Linked DNA regions of Mus musculus: region 1 is linked to region 2. Evidence: chromatin loops called from intact Hi-C (ENCODE). Cell type or tissue: heart. All regions are shown on one strand. Each heading gives the region's core, and the rest is flanking DNA. Links, peaks and the distances in the headings are about the cores only. Region 1 overlaps Mroh5 (maestro heat-like repeat family member 5). Region 2 overlaps Adgrb1 (adhesion G protein-coupled receptor B1).

Region 1 (10,668 bases), core at 1,107-9,106, 740 kb after region 2:
AGGGAGAACGAACTAAGCCCAAAATAAGTAGAAAGGAGGAAAAAAAATGCCCTCGACGCAGAGGCAGGAGAAGTGCCCTAAGTGTGAGAGCAGCCTGGTCCACACAGCAAATACAAAGAAATGAAAGCAAAGTTCATCACAAGGGGTCACGGTACTGATTAAGAGGGGGGGTGTCTCTTCCAGCACAGAATAATTGTCAGCCACACTAACACTCTCAGTGTTAAAGGATTGCTTGCAAAACGCAGATGTCAGCACTGAAGCAAGAAGCTGAAGGTCTCAGTAGTCCTTGAGAGAACGGCAGCGTGGAACCGTCCCGTTCCAAGCCCAGCCAAGCCCAGTCGCTGAACGACATGCTTGCAAGAGTTAACAAATTTGTTCATTAGCTGCCTAGCAAATGGACCCAAGAAAGCGGGTCTGAAATCCACCTCCAGTCCTGGGGAGCGGTGACTGAAGCACCCGGTCCTCACGCGATAGGTGTCACCAGTCAGCTGTCAGTGACCAAGAGCAGGCGAGGTCTGGCCTGTCTAGTCAAGACAGCAGTTGGCTTGTTAGGGTTTTCCTGAGATTTGCTTCCAGCAGAGAAAACGCCCAGTTCTACCTGGACGAATCCGATGGAGTTGTGTGACCCTGAAGAATCCTGGGGAGTTGTTCTGTGGACTCTTACACACCCCTGCAAAAAGCGCCAAGCAGCCATCCTTGCGCTAACCTCAAACTGGAGACAAGTAGAGCTGGCAGAGCTAGAGATTTGAACCCACAACCCGATGTCCGCCTTAGGAAGCCAGACAAGGGGAAGCCTCCCAAACACAAACCAATTTTTTAAAAACATTCCATATTAAAAAATAAAATGAAGTTTGATGCAGGCAGCAGGTTGGATGGATATCGGAGATACTCAGTTAAAAAAAAAAAAAAAAAAAAAAGCACACACTGACAGGCTCTACAGACAATTCCAGAAAAGTCGACACCAACTTATAATCAGAGAGGGTCGTGCTGGTGGTGAGTCTCGGGAGCTCTGCGCAGATTCCAGGAGCTAGAAGATACATGAAGCTCGCAGTTCTAGAGTGTGCGCAAGTCTCTTGCCCTCAATGCTGTGAACATCACTGTACGTTAACTACGCCTGAAGGTTTTAAACGGTAACAAAGCTCCAAGAGCTTACACCAACCCTGATGACCTGAGTTCAATCTCAGCACCCACATGAAGGCAAGAACTGACTCCCTCAAGTTGTGTATGTGTGTGTGCCATGTGTGTGCAGTGCCTGCAGAAAGCGGGAATGGATCTCCTGGAACGGGAGTTACACATGGTTGTGAGCCACCAAGTGGGTGCTGGGAACTAAGCTCAGTTCCTCTAGGAGGGCAGCCAGTGATCTTAACCACTAAGCCATCTCTGTGGCCTGTGTGTGTGTGTCTGTGTGTGTGTGTGTGTTGTATATATATATTATATACGTAGATATGCACATATATGTTACATACATATATGTGTTACATACACAGGAGTTACATGCATATATGTGTGTTATATAACATATTATACATATATACTATATATAATACAATATATATCCATTGGGAATAGATAGGCTTCAAAGTTTCAAATATTCTGATTTTTCTAAGTGAAGTAATGCCTGCCTTATATAGTCCCTGGATGCTCTGAACAGGGTGTAGAGAGCATGCACAGACAGAAACACTGACCCACCCCCCACCTCCCCACCCCCACCTGTGCTGCCGAGACAGGTAGGCACAAGTCCTGCAATCCATGCCACATCAGCTTGGGTCAGTCTGGGCCACACACACAGGAGACTGCAGAGCTATCGGGAGAAGAATGTTTCATTTTCAGAGTTTTGACATTCACATTGCAGACAAGAGGCTCCCGTACTCATCAGTGAGCAGACAGAAGGGACTGGGTGAAAAGACAGGACCCCCGCCACACACACACACACACACACACACACACACACACACACAGCCCGCTGCTTCTGGGTAACCTGGAGGCTTCCCAGTAGTCACAGTACTCTGGGATCAACCTGGCATCTGCCCTGTATCCTAGAAAGCAGGGAACAGACCAAGAGCAGGGCCCAGCCAGGGCAAGCAAGCTTTTATCAGGTTCTGCCATCTGATGAGAGCAGTCTCCAACTCAGGGATGGAAGACTAAGACTAGGGAAATGACAAACAATCCTACCTACAGGGGGCGCTTTAAGATGGTCATCTGCCTTGCAAGACACTCCCCCTTGGGTTCACGGTTTCTCTCATTTAGAACTTTTTTTATGATAAATCCCTAGAAGTTTAGTTGCTTAAACAAATTTATCTTGGGTTTTAATTTGTGTCAATATTGTTTTTTAATTGGTGCTGCCAAAATGTTCACACATACACATATGAAAAGCTGTCCATTCAATCACCCTGCTACCAAAGAACACTTCTTTTGTGTTGCAGATCTGCTGGGCATTTTCAGGGCTGTGCAAACAGAGCCTTGATGAAAGTAAGAGATGGTACTCACAAGCTGTATGGGGCTGCTGCCTGCTGACACTGTTGCAGAGTGCAGAGTGAGGGATATATATATATATATATACATATATATATATATATATATATATTCCATGCAGGAAATATACTCAAATAATGATCAAAGGAGTGGATGCATAAGCCAGCAAGGGAGTCATTTATCATGATCAAGGAGTACACACCACACCATAATTGTGTGTGTCAAGTTTGACAAGACTGGTGGCACATATGCCTGTTCCAGCATCACCAATTGACATACAAACACACACACACACACACACACACACACACACACACACACAAAACCTAGGAGCAAAGACCCTATGACAGCAGCAATAGAACTCTCCCAGCTCCATTTCAACTTAATGGGACATTGTCTGTGGTCCTCAGTTGATGGAAATAATATTATGAATCTAGTCTTTTTGCAGTCTTGGACCAAGTTAAGTATTAATTTCCATTTCTTTTAAATATTCTTTATAGGATAGTCATGTTGCTAGGATTACAGACGCAACAGTGCTTGATTTGTTTGTGGTTCTTGGGTTGGGTTGGGTTGGGTTGGGTTGGAGGCAGGGTTTAAGGTGGTTCTGGGGATTCGGGCTCAGGTCCTCAAGCTTGCCTGGTAAGCTCCCTTAGCCACTGAGCCATTCTCTGGGCTTCTAATTTCCATTTCTTTAATATCAGCCAGGTTGAGCTTAGACCTCCTTCATCAGCATGTTCCCTTTTGTAAGTTGCCGTAGTTACTCTTCTGTTGCTGTGAAAAGACACTGGGACCAAGGCAACTTATAAAAGAAAACATGTAATTAGGGGCTGGCTCACAGCTTCAGAAGGTCCAGGACTATCACGATGAGGAGCATGGCAGCAGGCAGGCAGGCAGGCATGGTGCCAGAGAAGTAGGTGAGGGCTCACATCTAGTCCGTAAGCAGGAGACAGAGAGTAAACTGGAAATGTTGTAGGTTTCTGAAACATCAAAGCTCACCCCCAGAGACACACCTCCTCCAATACCTCTTAATCCTCCCTAAATAGTTCCACCAACTAGGGACCACATACTCCAATATATGAGACTATGGGGGCCATTATCCTTCAAGCCACCACATTCCATTCCTGGTCCCCACGGGCTTGTAGCCGTATCAGAACAAAATGCATTTAATCCAACTCTAAAAGTCCTCATAGCTCTCCACGGTCTCAACACTGCTGAAAGGTCCACAGTTCAGTCTCTTTCGGGGACTCAAGGTAATCCCTTAATTGTACCCTGTAAAATCAAGAAGAAAACGACATACTTCCAACACGCAGTGCCACAGAATCGACATTACTGTTCCAAAAAGAGAGGCCGGGGACATCGTACTCTCAACTGTATCTCTCAACTTAGCTTACATGTTTCAAACAAACGACTTTGACCGTTTATCAATATTTTCTAAGAGTTGAGTGTTAAGGTGTGTCCCTAACACCAGAAGAATATTAGGAACAAAAACCTCAGGCTCATTGACTTACGGCATCTGGGAGTGTTGGAAATGAAGGTCTATTAGACATAATTACAGTCATCCTACTGAGCTACGATGGAACCTTCCAGAATCCTGCATTTAGAAGGGTCATTGCATTGATCCCTCATTTCATTAAGAAACAGTCGAGCGTCTGCCACAGGCTGGCACCATGCCAGGCACTGGAAACACACTGAGAAGCAGACTCAACCCTGTCTATGAGGCCCACCCTGTCTCAGGGCCACTTTCACTGATGCTGGGCCCTCAGCCCAGGCTGGGAACATGGCTGGATACCACACTGCAGCCTCCCAGGGTTCAGATATCCTGAACACAGCTGGGGGGTACCTTGAGAAACATGTTCTCCATCTCTGAGATCCATCCAACAAGCCAAAGTGCTGAAAACTTAGAGGAAGGAGGAGGGGCTAATGAAGCCAGGGCTTTCCGGCTCTGGGAAAGTGCCTCCAAGCCCTGCCTGCCTCGCCTCACAGATGGCCAGAAAGTCGGTGCCGTTCCTGAACACAGATGTGTGGTCCAAGGAGTTGCTGTGGGCCATCACCAAGTCTGGCAGAACACAGCAAGAGCAAACCCCGGACAAGGTAGCCCCCCACACACACACTGTTCCCAAGGGCCCCAGCCTATTCACCACACAGGCCCATGGGATCTGTCACAGACAAGCAGGGCCCTTGAACAAAGGGAGAAGGAACGAGGCCTGGGCAGCTGGACTAGAAGCACCTCCCTTCCTCACCACAGGCTGGGGTTTAGGCCTTCCTCGGGCAAGATGGGAAGGGTGGCCTCAGAGTAAGGAAACCTGGGGAACTTGGTCATAGGCGCTCAGGTCAGGTGGGTCCCACTCAGGACAGGATGTTGAATCCCACCAGGCCTTCCTGTTCACCTACTACGGGCTAATCCTTCAAGCTGAGGAGAACAGCACCACCGTCAGGACGCATCTCACAACCCTCTTGGAGACATCTCACCAGTGGGCCAAGCAAAGGGAGGTGAGGCCCCAAAGGGGGGAAGGGAGGCCCCAGGCAGGGGGAGGTGAGGGTCAAAGCAGGGGTTTGGGGAGGTAAGGGCTCAGTAAACTGAGTTGTGCTGGTCACCTACCAATCCCTGGTTTCCGTCACACAGAGCTCTGATCCTTATCACACACTGAACCATGGTCCTATCTCACACTGAGCCCTGACCCTGTTCATACTCAGCCTTGTCCCTGGTCACAGAATGAGCCCCTTCCCTGGTTTCACAATGAACCCTGATCCTCGAATGCACACCGACTGTTAATCCTGCTCCCATAGCGAGCCCTGAAGGTCACACGCTGAGCCCCTAGTCCCACCACACGCTGAACCTTGCTCCTGACGCTGACACCGAGACCTCCTGAGTCTGTGCGCATACTGAGTCCTTATAACTCTCATATCGTGGTTCTCCAGTCAGAATCTGAGCCCTCCTCCTGGCCACACACTGAGCCCTAGGGCTCCTCACAGTCTGAGACCTGAACATGAAAACACACTGAGGCCTGATCCTGGTCATGTCCTGAGGGCTGATCACAGCATGAACTCTGACGAACTAAGCCCCAATCGCATCTCTCGCATCTCATACATCTTCACTCCTATCCTGAGCATGTCTGCCCAGAGCTGAGCTGGCACGAGAGACAACCAACCCCAAAGCTCCCTTTCTTCCTCTTCCCACCCCCAACTCCACCCACCTCCTGGGTGTCTGGGCTCTGAGCTGCAGGTCCTCAATTGTGTGTGAGTTCCTGCCCCCTGCTGGTGGAGTGGGGAATTACAGGATCCAGATCACAGACTCAGGGGGGACTCTGCCCACAGGGCATTGCTCTCACAGTGGGACTGGTTGCAGTAAACCACTTGGATGATGCCTGGGCTATCTTAGAACAGTTTGGACGGAGCACACCCTTCAAGAGGAGCCTGCAGAACTTTTCCCTGAAGGTATCAACTCAGGGTTCCTAGGGTGGTGGGGGGGGTGGGGGGGTGGAGTAGGGGCGGACATCAAATCCTACACTGCATGAAGGGAAACATAGCAACCACTCTAGGATTATGGTTGCCACTGAGGCAAAGATTTATCTAAAAGGTGAGACTCTTGGCCTGAGAATTGCTTGTGCACACTGGAGGGGGCTCCATTCTGTGCCACCTTACTGCACCCTACGTGACTCCCCCTGGAAGACAGTGCCTGGGAACCTCTCCAAAGGAATTTTGGGTTGGGGAGGTTCTTCATGCTCTTGCAGGTCTGTTCATGGTTAACCCTGCAACCTAGAGGAGGCTCCGCTGGCTCTTCACATCTGGCAAGTGGCAGAACTGAAGTGCATGCCTCAGACTCTCCGTGGGTACCTGTCACTGTTTTTGCAATGTCACCACGCTAGTACCGTGGTGACATCTGAGAGGAGAGATGACTCTGGGCCACAGTCAAGCAGGAAATTCCACTTTGCCCATTACTGTCTGCCTGGATGGAAGCATGATCTTTCCAGCCCCCCCCCCCCCGGCAGCCCATAAGTGTGTGGTGTGCCCATCAGGGTGCTGGGCTGTAGGGAAAGACTATCACGGGAGAGGCCTCAACTCTTCCAGTTCCAATGGAGCCTAGTACAATGCCTTTGATGTCCTGGTATAATCAGCCTAACTCCCTGAAAATCTAATTTCACTTCTGCTGTTCTCATTTGGTGAACAAAGACCCTCTGGACACTCCCTTCCCCCACCTTGCTGGGATCGGGGTACCCCCTTCTCACCACTCCCCAAGTAGACAGTGGGCAAGACCCAACCCCAAATCCACTCCTACCCAGCTCCACGGCCAGAACACTGAGGACCTTCGGTGGAAGTGGGCCAGCAGCACCATCCTCCTCTCCTACGGCCAGATGGCAGCCTGGGCCAAGAACCACATCCTGCCCTGGGTGGACAACATCTTATCCAGGATGATCTTCTACTTCCACTTCAGCTCCTGGGTACAGGTTGCCTTGCTCACCATCACCCCAGTCCTGCACCTTCCCCAGGACAGAGCTAGGACTCCGGCTCTGCCCTGCCCCGATCATGAACTCAGGGAAGCCTAGGGCCAGCCATCTTTAGCCTTTGCCCAAGTCCCCTGCCCTCCCACCAAACCTCCTGTGCTGTGCATTGCCCCTGTGCCTTTATTACCCTGAAATTTCCTCTGGTCTGATAAGAACCCCATTCCCCCACTTCTTACAATGCAAATACTGGATTTTCACATGGGGGAGGGCTGGATCCTAAGAGGCCAGGGTGATGCCTTTCTCCGAGGAGCACCATAGCCTGGCTTGTGATAGCCAGGATAAGTCTTGCCCATCCAGGCTGTAGGTACCACACTCCAGAAACCCTCACAGGCCCCTCTCACATTTTGGCCAGGCTCACAGAATTCACATGCTTAAACCAAGATCATGCGCTCCTTCCTAAGGAAGGCCCTACCCACCAGCTCCCAGCCCGGTGGTCCCCACCACACCCCTCTCACCCTGACTCAAGTGTGCCTGAAGATGGTGGCCTCGGCCTCGCTTCTTGCTTTCTCCCACAAGCTCCTTGGCTCTCAGCCTGATCTGTCCCCTGGGGCCTGACCTACACAGGATGAGACCCTGAAGCAAAGCTTCCTTACTGCTATCACGATGCTGGTGGGAGCCATCAGCCGGAACGAAGGTGCCCACAGCTACGAGTTCTCCCAGACTAGTGAGCTCCTGGAGTGTCTGATGGTATGTGCACAGGAAGCCTGCCCCTCAGAGCAGCCCTCCTAGGCAGAGCTTCCTCTCTCAGACCAGCAGCTTTCTTAGATACAGGGAGCCTCCTCCCTCAGACCTGGGAAAGGGCAAACACAGGAAATACTCCATATACCCCGAGTTAGTTGGGTCTTGCTGGAACCCTGAGCAGACCGGGTATGGCCACAGTACAGGCAGTGCCATTGAGACCCAGAAAGGCCGACACACTCCATTCTGCTTAATTTCTTGGCTTGGGTCCCAGACCAATCACTTCGGATTTTGGGTACCCATGTAGATTCTTTGGGATATTGAGAAATGCACAAGAAGCTGGGCAGTAGTGTCAGGAGCAAAGGGCCATTGATCAAAACAGGTTGGGTCCTGTCCCCTGCCTGAGATCAAACAGAAAAGTGGAATGATTTCTAAGGAAGAAAGAGGCAGAGCAGCTTAGAGCTAGTCCAGGGCCGGGCAGCTAGGACTCAGTATTCAGGGCTCAGACCTGACCTGTCTTGCACCAGAGACCACGCTGGCTCTATAAGGATGGACCAGATCTCACTGCAAGGTGGCTAAAGACAAGCAGCAGCATCACCCAGGTTGCATGGAGTGGTAATAAGACTTGGTGTCAGAGGTGGGGTCTGCTAGCCTCTGCACCTTCTCCCGTGAACTTACAGACACTGATGGAGAAAGAGCCGCAAGACACACTGGTCACCAGCATCCGCCAGCAGGCCATCCATATTGTCTCCAGCCTCTGGTAGGTTGCAGTCTGTGATGACTGCCAACTCCCTGCCCAGGCTGCTAGCAGGACAAGGTAGAAGGAAGTCAGGCATCAAGGCCCTGCAAGGCAGAGCAGTTAAGCCACTGCAGGTCACAGAGAGCATTTAGTCTGAGCACAGCCACTCCACAGAGACAACCCCCCTCACCAATACTCAAGTAGGCCAAGCATCTAGATCCAGCCAAGCCCCAGGGAAAAGGAGTGAAGCTGGATCTAGAGAGCCAGAGATGCAGGACCCAGTTTATCTCTCCATCCACAGACCACGAAGGAGATTATAGACCAGGGGGCTCACAGCTGCCTACTCACAGACCATAGCAGGCGATCCACATGACCTTTGGCAGGGTGGCATGTGGAGCTGGGTGGCTATCCACTCTGACTGCATTTCCCAGGTGCTAGCCTTCACTTCCTATCTGCCTGCCGCACAGTCACTGCTAGGCCCTGCATGGTGTCTGGGGACACAGCCGGAAGCCAGCAGCAAACACCTCTGTTTTCCAAACATGGCCCTGAGATGGGATACATACACCACACGGGACTGAGAAAAGTGCTGAAAGAGACGGAAGCAGGAAGCGAGACAGGGAGACTGTGTGTAACGTCTTCATGGTAGGAGCCCCAGCGCTGGCTGAAGGAAGTTGATTGACAGTTGGTAGGGTATTGCTTCGTAGACTGTTCCTATAAGCCTGGTGCTCTGCTAGAGTCCAGGGCATGGCCTGCGGATGTCTGAAAGGCGACTGTTGAGGAAATCCTGCATGGATGAGTCAGTCAGTCAGTGAGCCCTGCAGGTACATTGCTACAGGGATGGCACCTCAGCAGGCCCTTAGCTAGTGTGTGCTTGCGTTCATGAGTAGGAGACTGGGAAGGCTGGGGCTGGAGAAATGACTCAGCAGTTAAGAGCACTGGCTGCTCTTCCAGAGGACCCAGGTTCCATTTCCAGCACCCACATGGCAGCTCACAACTGTCTGTAACTCCTTTTCCAGGGGATCCGACATCTTCACATGTGTGTACATGCAGTCAACACACCCATGTACATAGACAAAAAAATAAACAAAAGACAGAAGTAGAGGCAGCAAAAGGCTGCATTGTCAGAAGCAGACGACAGGGGACTCCTGAACCCTGAACTCGGCCTTCACAATCCCAGGCCCTCAGGGTCCTTTACCCTCCCAACAGTGCGCTGAGGCCGCCCATGGATGTGAACAGGAAACCCCGCCTCCTCTCCACCTGCTTCCGCAGCATCTTTACCCTGCCTCAGCTGGATGACCTGGAGAAGCAGGCCTGCCTCCTCACGGAACCACCCAACATCAACATCCAGGTGCGGCCTGCACTTAAGCCCGGGAGACTCTGGCAGGACATCAGGCTCAGTCCACTGTGTGTGGCTGAATGGAGAGCCAACGCTGGCCACTCCGCAGGCAGAGTGGAGGCCCTGGGTAGTTGCCTAAAGGCTCTGGGTCTCCATTTGCCTCCCTGGGACACGGTCCATGATCACTTTGGGCCATGATTACTAAGGCAGGTAGCTTACCTAGGGTGCGCCTGCTCAGGAACTCTACATGTAATGGTACACATAGCCTCCTTGCTGACACAAGGTCCATGTAGCATAGGCAAAGAAGTCACCACTGTGTTTCCCTCTCTCCAAGCCCCATGCCAACCAACCCAAGGAATTCACAGAAGAGGGGAGATGGCTCTCTCAAAGGAATGTGTTCCCTGATACTGCAGGAACTTGTCCTACCACACTAAGGTGGCTTAGGGAGTCACCTTCCCTGAAGGTGGGCTCTGTTTCACCACACCTACCTGCCTGCCTGGGTCACTACTATTCAGGTCTCACCTGGTCCAGCCCCTTCAATACTAGCAAGCCTTGCAGAAAAGATACCTGCCATGTCTCATGGCTACCACCAGAGGGCGCATGAGATTGCCAGGCATAGTCGCGACCAGGTATGTCAGTAGCAAAGGGCAGGTCAGTTTTGTGAAGTAAGCCCCACTTTGTGGAACAAAGGCACCACCAGGCTGTCTGTGTACCCTTCCCACAGTTACTTGGGAGCAAGGGGTACACAGCTCAGAAGAAAAGAATCTAGTGAGATGCCAAGATCTGAACCCTACCCAAGGGCCTTACATGTATTATATGGCCATGAAGCTGTGTGGACAGGTGGGCCCTTTGGGAAAAGGTGGTGATAGAGTCGTTTCTGTCTCTACATCTTACAAAGCAACTGGTGACTGGAAGACTACTTGATGCTGCAGAAAATACAA
Region 2 (8,000 bases), core at 1-8,000:
AGATAGGAAGCCACAATTGGTCCCCTTGCGCAGAGGCCCCACCCCACCACCCTTAGCCCCACCCTGGGTTCTGCCCCACCCACCTGGAGAATCTACCTCACCCAATTGGGCTCTGACCCACCCACCTGAGCTCTGCCACACCCACCCTGGGCTCTGACCCACCCACCTGGGCTCTGCCCCATCCATCTGGAGCTCTGCCCCACCTACCTGGTCTCTGCCCCACCCTCTGAGCTCTGCCCCACCCATCTGGGACTCTTCTCCACCTACCTGGGCTCTGCCCTACCCCACCAGGAGCTCTGACCCACCCATCTAGGCTCTGCCACACCCACCCTGTGCTCTGACCCACCCACCTGGGCTCTGCCCTACCCACCTGGACTCTGCCCCACCCACCTGGAGCTCTACCACACCCACCTGGAGCTCTGCCACACCCATCCTGGGCTCTGCCTTACACACCTGGAGCTCTGTCCCACCCACCCTGGGCTCTGACCTACCCATCCCAGGCTCTGCCCCACCCACCTGGACACACGGCTGAGTTGTTGCAGAGCCGCTGCTCCCTCAGAGGTCCACTGCACTGAGTACTGTACGAGGATGACACGCAGAAGCGGGTGCGGGTCTGCCAGCCCTCACCGCAGGTACTGGAGCATACACTCCATGGGGACCACTCCTCAGCTGCTGGGTCACCTGTGGGTCCAGTCCTGCAGCATCATGGACCTGCCGTTCCCCTTCCCGTAGGGCAGTGCCAGGTTTGGATAACCATTGGGGAGACAGGACCTTGTTTGGGGGCACAGGCTGAGGTTCTGTAGGTCTCAAAATGACCTACTTTCCCACTAGCTGGGCTCCTCAAGGTCTGGGTCTGGCTGGGGCAGGGTTCTAACTTTCCTATCAGCCTCCCCTAAGCCAGTCTGCCTGGAGCAGGAGTCTGGTACAAACTAGATGAGATGCATTATAGCCGTAAGTTACTAGAATTACTAGTGGCAACTAGTGGCCATTACTGACCTGGTCCCAGAAGCCAACACTCTCCCCTCCCTGCCTTGGGGTATGTGTAGGCCAGTCCTACCCACCCTGCCAGCTCACCAGTCTGGGGAGATGGGAACCCAAACTGCTGCAGCTCATCCCCAAACTCCTCACGTCGCCGGGCATCCGTGGACCTCAGGGACTGGCTCCGTGAGCTGCTGCGCCCAGTGGCTGTGGGATGGGCTCAGGTCAGCATCCCAGGGGGATTCCCTCTGTCCTTGGACACAGCTGGCCACCTACTGTCACCTACTGTCACCAGAGCAGTCTAACCCCAAGGGACAGCCCCATGCAGAGCATGTTCCCTGACACCAGGCCACTGTGGGCCCACTCTCTAAGGCTCCTGCCTCTTCTTTCAGCCTCCCGGGTTATAGGACAACTCCTTAGAATGTCTGCTGCCTCCTCCTGCCCAATATCCCATGCCTCCCTCCCTGTGAGATACACAGGGTCCTCCCCAGCCTCCTGAGTAGAGTTGTCTCCTCAGGAAAGAGCATCCAAAAAAGCAAAACAAAACCGGAAGAATGACAGTCTCATTAGAACTTGATTTAACTTTATGGAAGCAGCTAAAAAATTCATGAGGTCATTAGAAAGCCTTATTAGAGAAATACATCCCGGAGGCCTCTCGTGTTGGAGCTCACTGGCTTGACTGCGGCTTGCTTGTGCCCACTGCTTGAAAAATCGGAACCCACATCAAGCTCCAGGTACCCTGCCTCCTCCTAGATCCTACCTAGTCAGGGTTAGGCAGGGCCTTCGAGGCTCCGCCTTTAAGGCATCCCTGTCCCCAACCAAGTTTTTCTCTTCAAAATCCCGCCTACTTTCTTCCCCTTGACGTCCTACCCTGCCCCTTTCTGTCCTTGACTCCTCCCCGACTTGGCCCCACCCACCACTTCAGCCCCACCCTTGCCCTGCCCACTTACGACCGCAGGCCTTGCGATTGCACAGGCGACCTTCTTCCAGAACGCCCTCGCAGCCTCCGCCCTCCACACCAAGGGTGGGTAAGCAAGTGCGGGTTCGAGTTTGCAGGCCTCCCCCGCAGTCCCGCGTACATTCGCCCCACAAGGACCACAGTTTCCAGCCACCTGGGGGAACAAGAGAAGCTCAGGGCTCTGCCGTCTTTGGAGTAGGCAGAGGCCCGAAAGGGTAGCTACAGGCTTTGAAAGGGTAAGGAGAAACGAGGTCTGGTAGGGGTAGACGGTAAGGTAGGGCAAGGTCATGGGAAACTTTGCCCCCAGGTCCCAACTCCCTTTAGAGAGTTGCTGTCTGCCCTGAGCCAGGAGGTCATAGGTAGGTCTGGGATAAGTATCTACCGTGGTCCCAGGCTGACTTTTTGAGTAAATAGTCACTTCCTGCTCACCCCATGCTGCCTCTTAGTGTGAGGACTGGTGACAGATGTGTGCCACCATTCAGAAACACCTGAATCCAGCCTTTCCATGGGCGGTCAAACCCCTGAGGTTGTTGTCTTCAAACCCCCGAGATTGTTCCTTGGCATTCCTATTCAGTTGAGGTCACTGCCAAGGTCTCCACATCTTCACTTCAGAGCCAGGGTATGGAACAGCCACTCCCATTACTGGTAGCCTGGAACCTCCCTTAGACTACAGATCCGCCCACCTACTGGGCAAAGCAGGTCTAGGCCACTCTGAGCTGCCAACCTGGTTGGCACGATGGTAGAAAGAGGCCCTGTCTGAGCTGAGAACTTAGAGATGGTGGGTTCCAGAATGTGCACGAACCTGCCTGATGGCCCCATGGATCATGGTCATCTCCCTGGGCCTTATCATCTGCCCAAAGAGCCCAAAAGAGAGGGTTTGGAAAAGACCACCGCTAGAGCTGGCCCAGCGTCCCTTGCTTGTGCTCAGATGGACCAGCAGGGGGCGCTGGGATACCAGTGAGTGACTGGCCCTCTAGTGAGTGAGCGCTCACTCTTCTGAGATGGGTAGGACTCGGAGGGCCACCTTCCAGGTTCCTATGCCTCTTGCAGAGCCCCCAAACCTCCAGTTCTGCCAAGGTGCCAAGCTAGGGAGTCAGGGTTGCAAGATCTGAGTAGTAGCTATATCATCAATACCATCTTCACCTTCACCCGAAGGTCCCAGGGATGGGGTCAAGGGCACAACTAGGGTACAGGAAAAGATACACCATGATACCCCCACCAAGACAAAGTTGAGAGCAGCAGGCAGAAAGTCTCCAGCACAGCCTCACATGCATAATAGGAAAGACAGGACAGCAGCTGTTCACAGGACAGGCCCAGGTGGCCGCTATGAGGCCGCTGGTCACATGCTTTAGCTCAGGACAAGCAGGAACAGCTCAACCAGGTCAGACTCTGGGTCTTGAACCAAATCTGATTCCTGATCTCAGCCCCACCCGCCAGCCCAGGAAGGCCACCTGCCAGGACCAACCATGGTTCAGCATTCTAGCCTCAGGAGTCTCACCTGCTGCAGCCATATTCCCACTGCGCGCTTCCAGACAAAGGAGCCAGGAGTCTCTGAGGCAGGCCCAGGGTGGGGTCAGGGTTCTGTATCCTGCGTGTGCCCCCTCACTGCTCCAGCCCAGCCCCCACAAGGAAGCCTGAGTGATGTGAAAACTGGCAGTGGGTGGGAGAGAGGGTGTCCAAGCTGGGCTAATCGGAGGATGCCACTCAGTTCCCATGGCAACTACTGCAGCACACAGCCTTTCAGGATAGACCCAGGTTAGGCCTCAGCTGCCAAAACACCCACTATTTCGGGGCTGGTTACCTTGGTGACCCAGGTGGTGAGGATGTGGGAGGGGGAGGGGAGAGAAGAGGTGGGGCATATCAGAAGCTGGGGGAGAGGGGACCCTGTGACTGAGGATAGATGCCCTCCTCTGGCCCAGCCCTGACTCTGGTCTCACTAAACCCTGCTCCAGGTCATACACTGAGTCCTGGCTGTGGTTGTATACTAAACCCTGATCCTAGACATTTACTGATTCTTCGCCCTGGTCACAAACCAGCATCTGGCCCTGTACACTTGTCCCTGATCCTTGGATGCTAGGCAGAGGATCCCGGATCCTCCATTACATACTGGGCCCTGATCTCAGCCACAGACTGATTCCCCAACGTGGCCCACACTCCTTCCACTAATGAATGTTCAGAAAATGGTAACTGCTGTTTTTATTATCATTTTCATTTTTAATGTGTGTCCTCACACACAGCTGACATGATAAATGTTGGCCCAGACTGAAAGCATCCATGCCAGAGGGAGCTTTAGGAAGGAAGAAGCCCCGGGGCCAGTGAAGGGCACAAGGGGACACAGAGGTGCGTCTGGGCTGGGTGGGCACAAGGGGGCAGTGAAGGAGCAGGCAGGGCTCAGGGGTGGGCTGCCCCTCCAGGCCCGGAAAGAAGCTGTCATTCTTCCTAGCTCAATGCTTCCTCTGTCTGGCGGCCTCATTTCCATCTCATTACAGGCATGAATAGAGCCAATTATCGGCCAGGCAGGCCGGCCACCCAGGAGGGAGGGTGTGTACTGAAGAGGCTCTGGTACTCTTCCCACCCTAATGCCCTGGCTTGAAGGTGGTGGGTTCCCCTGATCCTGCACCCCAAGTGGGCCGAAATGGGGAGAAGAAAAGAGATCCCTCCTCCCCCAGCCAGTCTCTCCCCAGTTCCTGGGATCCCCTTTGGAGGAGGGGAATCATGCACTTCCAACTTCGTCCAGCAGAGGGATCCCTACTCCAGCAGGTCGAACAGCAGAGCTTTCCTGCACATTGCCACTTGGCTCACCAGACACTCATGGCAGATCCAGGGACAGTCCTGGCCCAGAGGGCTAGCAAGACCCCTGCCCCCACCCCTACCCCCACCCCCCAGGACCCAGCTGGAGCAGGACTGTCACAAAGTACTTAGACACTGGTCCCAACAGCTGAGTCTGGAGCTCCTGGACCAGGAACAAGGGAGACACTAAGGGTACAAGCAGGGGCTGCGGAGGAACCTGTCCCTGCAGCCCTTCACTGGGCAGATCCTGATTCAGCCAGCTGCAAGCTGCCAGCAACTGTCAGGGTTGGCAGGGAACAGCACTCAGATCCCAGGGTAGATGGAGAGAGCAGTTACCAAGTCTACTGTCGACTGTGCAGCCCTGGCCTCCCTGATCCCCCATAGCCACACAGCCCCCTTAGGCAAACTCTACAAACGAGTACTGTCCCAACCCCAATTCTCAGGGGTGGGAAACAAGGCACTAGATGAGCAAGCAAGCCACATCTGTAGGAAATTCCTGTTGCTGGGTGTTCCCTGTCCTGAGATGGGGCCTATTTAAAGGCTCAAAACATTTAGTCTATGCTGGAGACCTTAGACAAGTGGCCTCTGTCCTCTCAGTTAGCAGAGTGGGTGGCAGAGGCTGCTGACCTTCCTCCCATCATCGTGGGAGGCATGACCCAAGTTCAGGTCACAAGGACTTCTTGCTCCTGTCCAAGCAGGTGCAGTTCTGGGACAGAGCTGAGACAGGTGACACAGTATGAGCTAAGGCACATGGGAATTTCCCTGTGGGTGATGGTACTCACCACATCCAGCATTTCCACAGGACCCTATCCTGTTCTTTCCTTCTAGGAGAGTTGTCTATGATGTGCACTTAAGCCTGCTTTCTATATTTTTCTAAAATGTGTGTGTGTGCATGTGCACACGAACACACACACACACAGAGCCAAGATGGCAACAGAATCTTCATAGTGGACCATGGTACCTCTCTATTACCCTCGTCACCCCTACAAACTCCAATGAAGCCCAAACCACACCTAGAGGCTCCCCCTAGGCTCAGCCTCTACTGCTACACACTGCCTCACCTCCTCTTGGGTGTCTTGAGGGACAGAGATGCATAGAATTTGGGGGAATCCCTGGCCAAGGAGAACCAGGGCTGCAGGCACAGTGAGGGGATCTGCTTTAGTCTTTAGGAAGTCATGAGCCCCTGGGCATTCCAGGGTTCCTAGGACGGTGTAGCATATGTGCACACCCTGACTCAACCAGGAGACTCAACCCAGCCTTCCACCTCAGGCAAGTGCACACAGACACATTTAGCAATGCATACACACTAGGGCTCAAATATATGCTGGAATGCACACCCACAATAACACTCACAGGAATACACTCACATGAACATATACATCCAAGGATACTCACAGGGAAACACAGGAACACAGTCATGGGAACACATGGGAGGCACAGGACACACTCACTCACAGGGACAAACTCAGAGAGATATACAAGGGCTCATGGGCCACACTCACAGCAGCACACGATGACACACAGTGACACGCAAGAACACACAGAGACACACTCACAGACTCCCAGGAACTCCCAGGCCCCACCCCCCAGAATCCTGCTTTTTCATTATCTTACATGTCATTTCTGCAATAATATTCTTTAATTAAAACATGAATATTTAAAGCAGCCCTTGAGAAAAAATGATTCATCTCACCAGCAGCAGAGACATGAGAGAGATGGAGGAGGAAACAGAGAGACAGGGAGTTGGGGACAGTGCATAACAAGAGTTGGTACGAGGGCCTGGCAGCCTTAGAAGACTAGGCAGCAGGCACAGTTGCCTTAGCCTAGAATCCAACGTGTGACATGGCCATGTGGCACTTGGACAGGCCTTGTGTGGAGGGCAGGGCTGAAATCGGGCCACACACTCAGTGGGATGCCTGCTGTCTCTCCAAGTCAGCTGGACATTGCCTGACTTAGGAGGGGATGGGTGCCCAAGCTTGCCCGCTCCCAGAAGACAGTGAGGGCAAAGGCCCTGGGCACAGAGCTCAGCAGTCAAGAGCGGAGAGTCAGCTGCACAACCTGACTCAGCATGAAAAGTTGCCTAACTTGCGTCCTTAGCCACTGCCACCACCGAGGCAGAGCTCAGTGCATAGGATGTCACCTGGTAGTCTGCGGTTAGTCCTCTCTTACAAGCTATGTAACCTACTACCTCTGGCCCGATTTCACAAGCATGTGCTGAGTGCCATCTTTAAGCCCAGTCCTCCACACTTGGGAAGCATCAATGAATGGGGTGTGCCCAGTGTCTGTGTTGCTCACATATTAACATAGGCGGTGAGTAAGAGGCCCACTGGAGGAGTTGTACGGCATGTTTGAAAGTGATACTTGTCAGGGAAGGCAGAAAGGGAAAAGGTGTTTTACTGGGCAGGACACACAATGCTACAGGGGAGAGCCTAGGGAGGGGTTAAGGAGGGATCTTCAGGAGGCAGAGCAACTGTGAAAAGATGACCAAGGCAGGGACAGCGTCTGCTGGGGCCTAACTCATGGCCATAGGAAGCAGGAACTCACCTCTAGGTGACACTTCTAGAACAAAGTCTGCACTCAGTGACAGCCATTGCTGTCACCGTTGGGCTCCTTCCCCTCCCACGGCCAGGAAGTGACAGAGTCTGCATGCAGGATGCAGGCACCTTATGTGAGCTGAGTGGTCAGTCTACCCTACACATGAGAACGCACCCTCTGCCTCATATGCTGGGGCCTAGCCCTTGTGTTCTCCAAACTATCTTCCAATAGACCAGCAGCCAAGCAAGTCAAACAGACAGAGCCCACCCTGGATACACATACACATACTCACCATGCACACACAAGCCTACATGCTCAGTGCTGGGTACATACATACCTGGCATATATACATACACCCACAGACACATATACAGTTACAATGTGCTGCATAAACACCCACATGTTCACACATGTACACATACAAATTTTTTGGCGTATTACTAGGAGTCTGCCTAGCAATAAACAAAGACATATGTGGGCTCACACAATGCTGGCATACATACATGAGAGTATACATATATAAATGCAAGACACTGCAAACACAATAATCAAACCGGTATACCCACTGGGTTTTCATGTGTTATACATGTGAACATGTGATTACATGAACACATATGTGCAAAATACACTATATATGTATTCATATATGGGTGTAGCCACCATACACATATGTATGCATGTACATATGTGTGCACAAAGTACACCCTACCATACACACATGTACAATTCATATATGTAC

The links. Peaks named below come from ENCODE experiments on the same cell type or tissue, not always from the same donor. Only the 100,000 strongest peaks of a DNase experiment are listed, where the experiment ranks them.
Region 1: it touches region 2 in a loop (4-fold over the local background); 7 of 42 quality-filtered maps call a loop at or near these places.

What each region holds. Positions count from the first base shown.
Region 1 is chr15:73,786,963-73,797,630 of GRCm38, reverse strand. Mroh5 (maestro heat-like repeat family member 5) reads left to right here. Exons shown (of 11, transcript NM_001368162.1): 5 at 4,456-4,563; 6 at 4,846-4,962; 7 at 5,788-5,907; 8 at 6,753-6,911; 9 at 7,539-7,661; 10 at 8,333-8,412; 11 at 9,598-10,668. The coding sequence ends at 9,925. Among named protein-coding and RNA genes, the nearest start is that of Ndufb4c, 18 kb to the left of the region's middle. In heart, for the core only: CTCF peaks have their summits at 2,185 and 5,740 (motif pointing left); a DNase peak (open chromatin) is centred at 5,700; H3K4me3 peaks cover 542 bases; H3K27ac peaks cover 1,294 bases; H3K27me3 peaks cover 192 bases.
Region 2 is chr15:74,532,388-74,540,387 of GRCm38, reverse strand. It overlaps Adgrb1 (adhesion G protein-coupled receptor B1), which reads right to left. Exons shown (of 31, transcript NM_174991.3): 3 at 1,929-2,090; 4 at 1,075-1,185; 5 at 517-681. Among named protein-coding and RNA genes, the nearest start is that of Adgrb1, 20 kb to the right of the region's middle. In heart, for the core only: CTCF peaks have their summits at 2,873 (motif pointing right) and 4,664 (motif pointing right); a DNase peak (open chromatin) is centred at 4,657; H3K4me3 peaks cover 381 bases; H3K27me3 peaks cover 6,968 bases.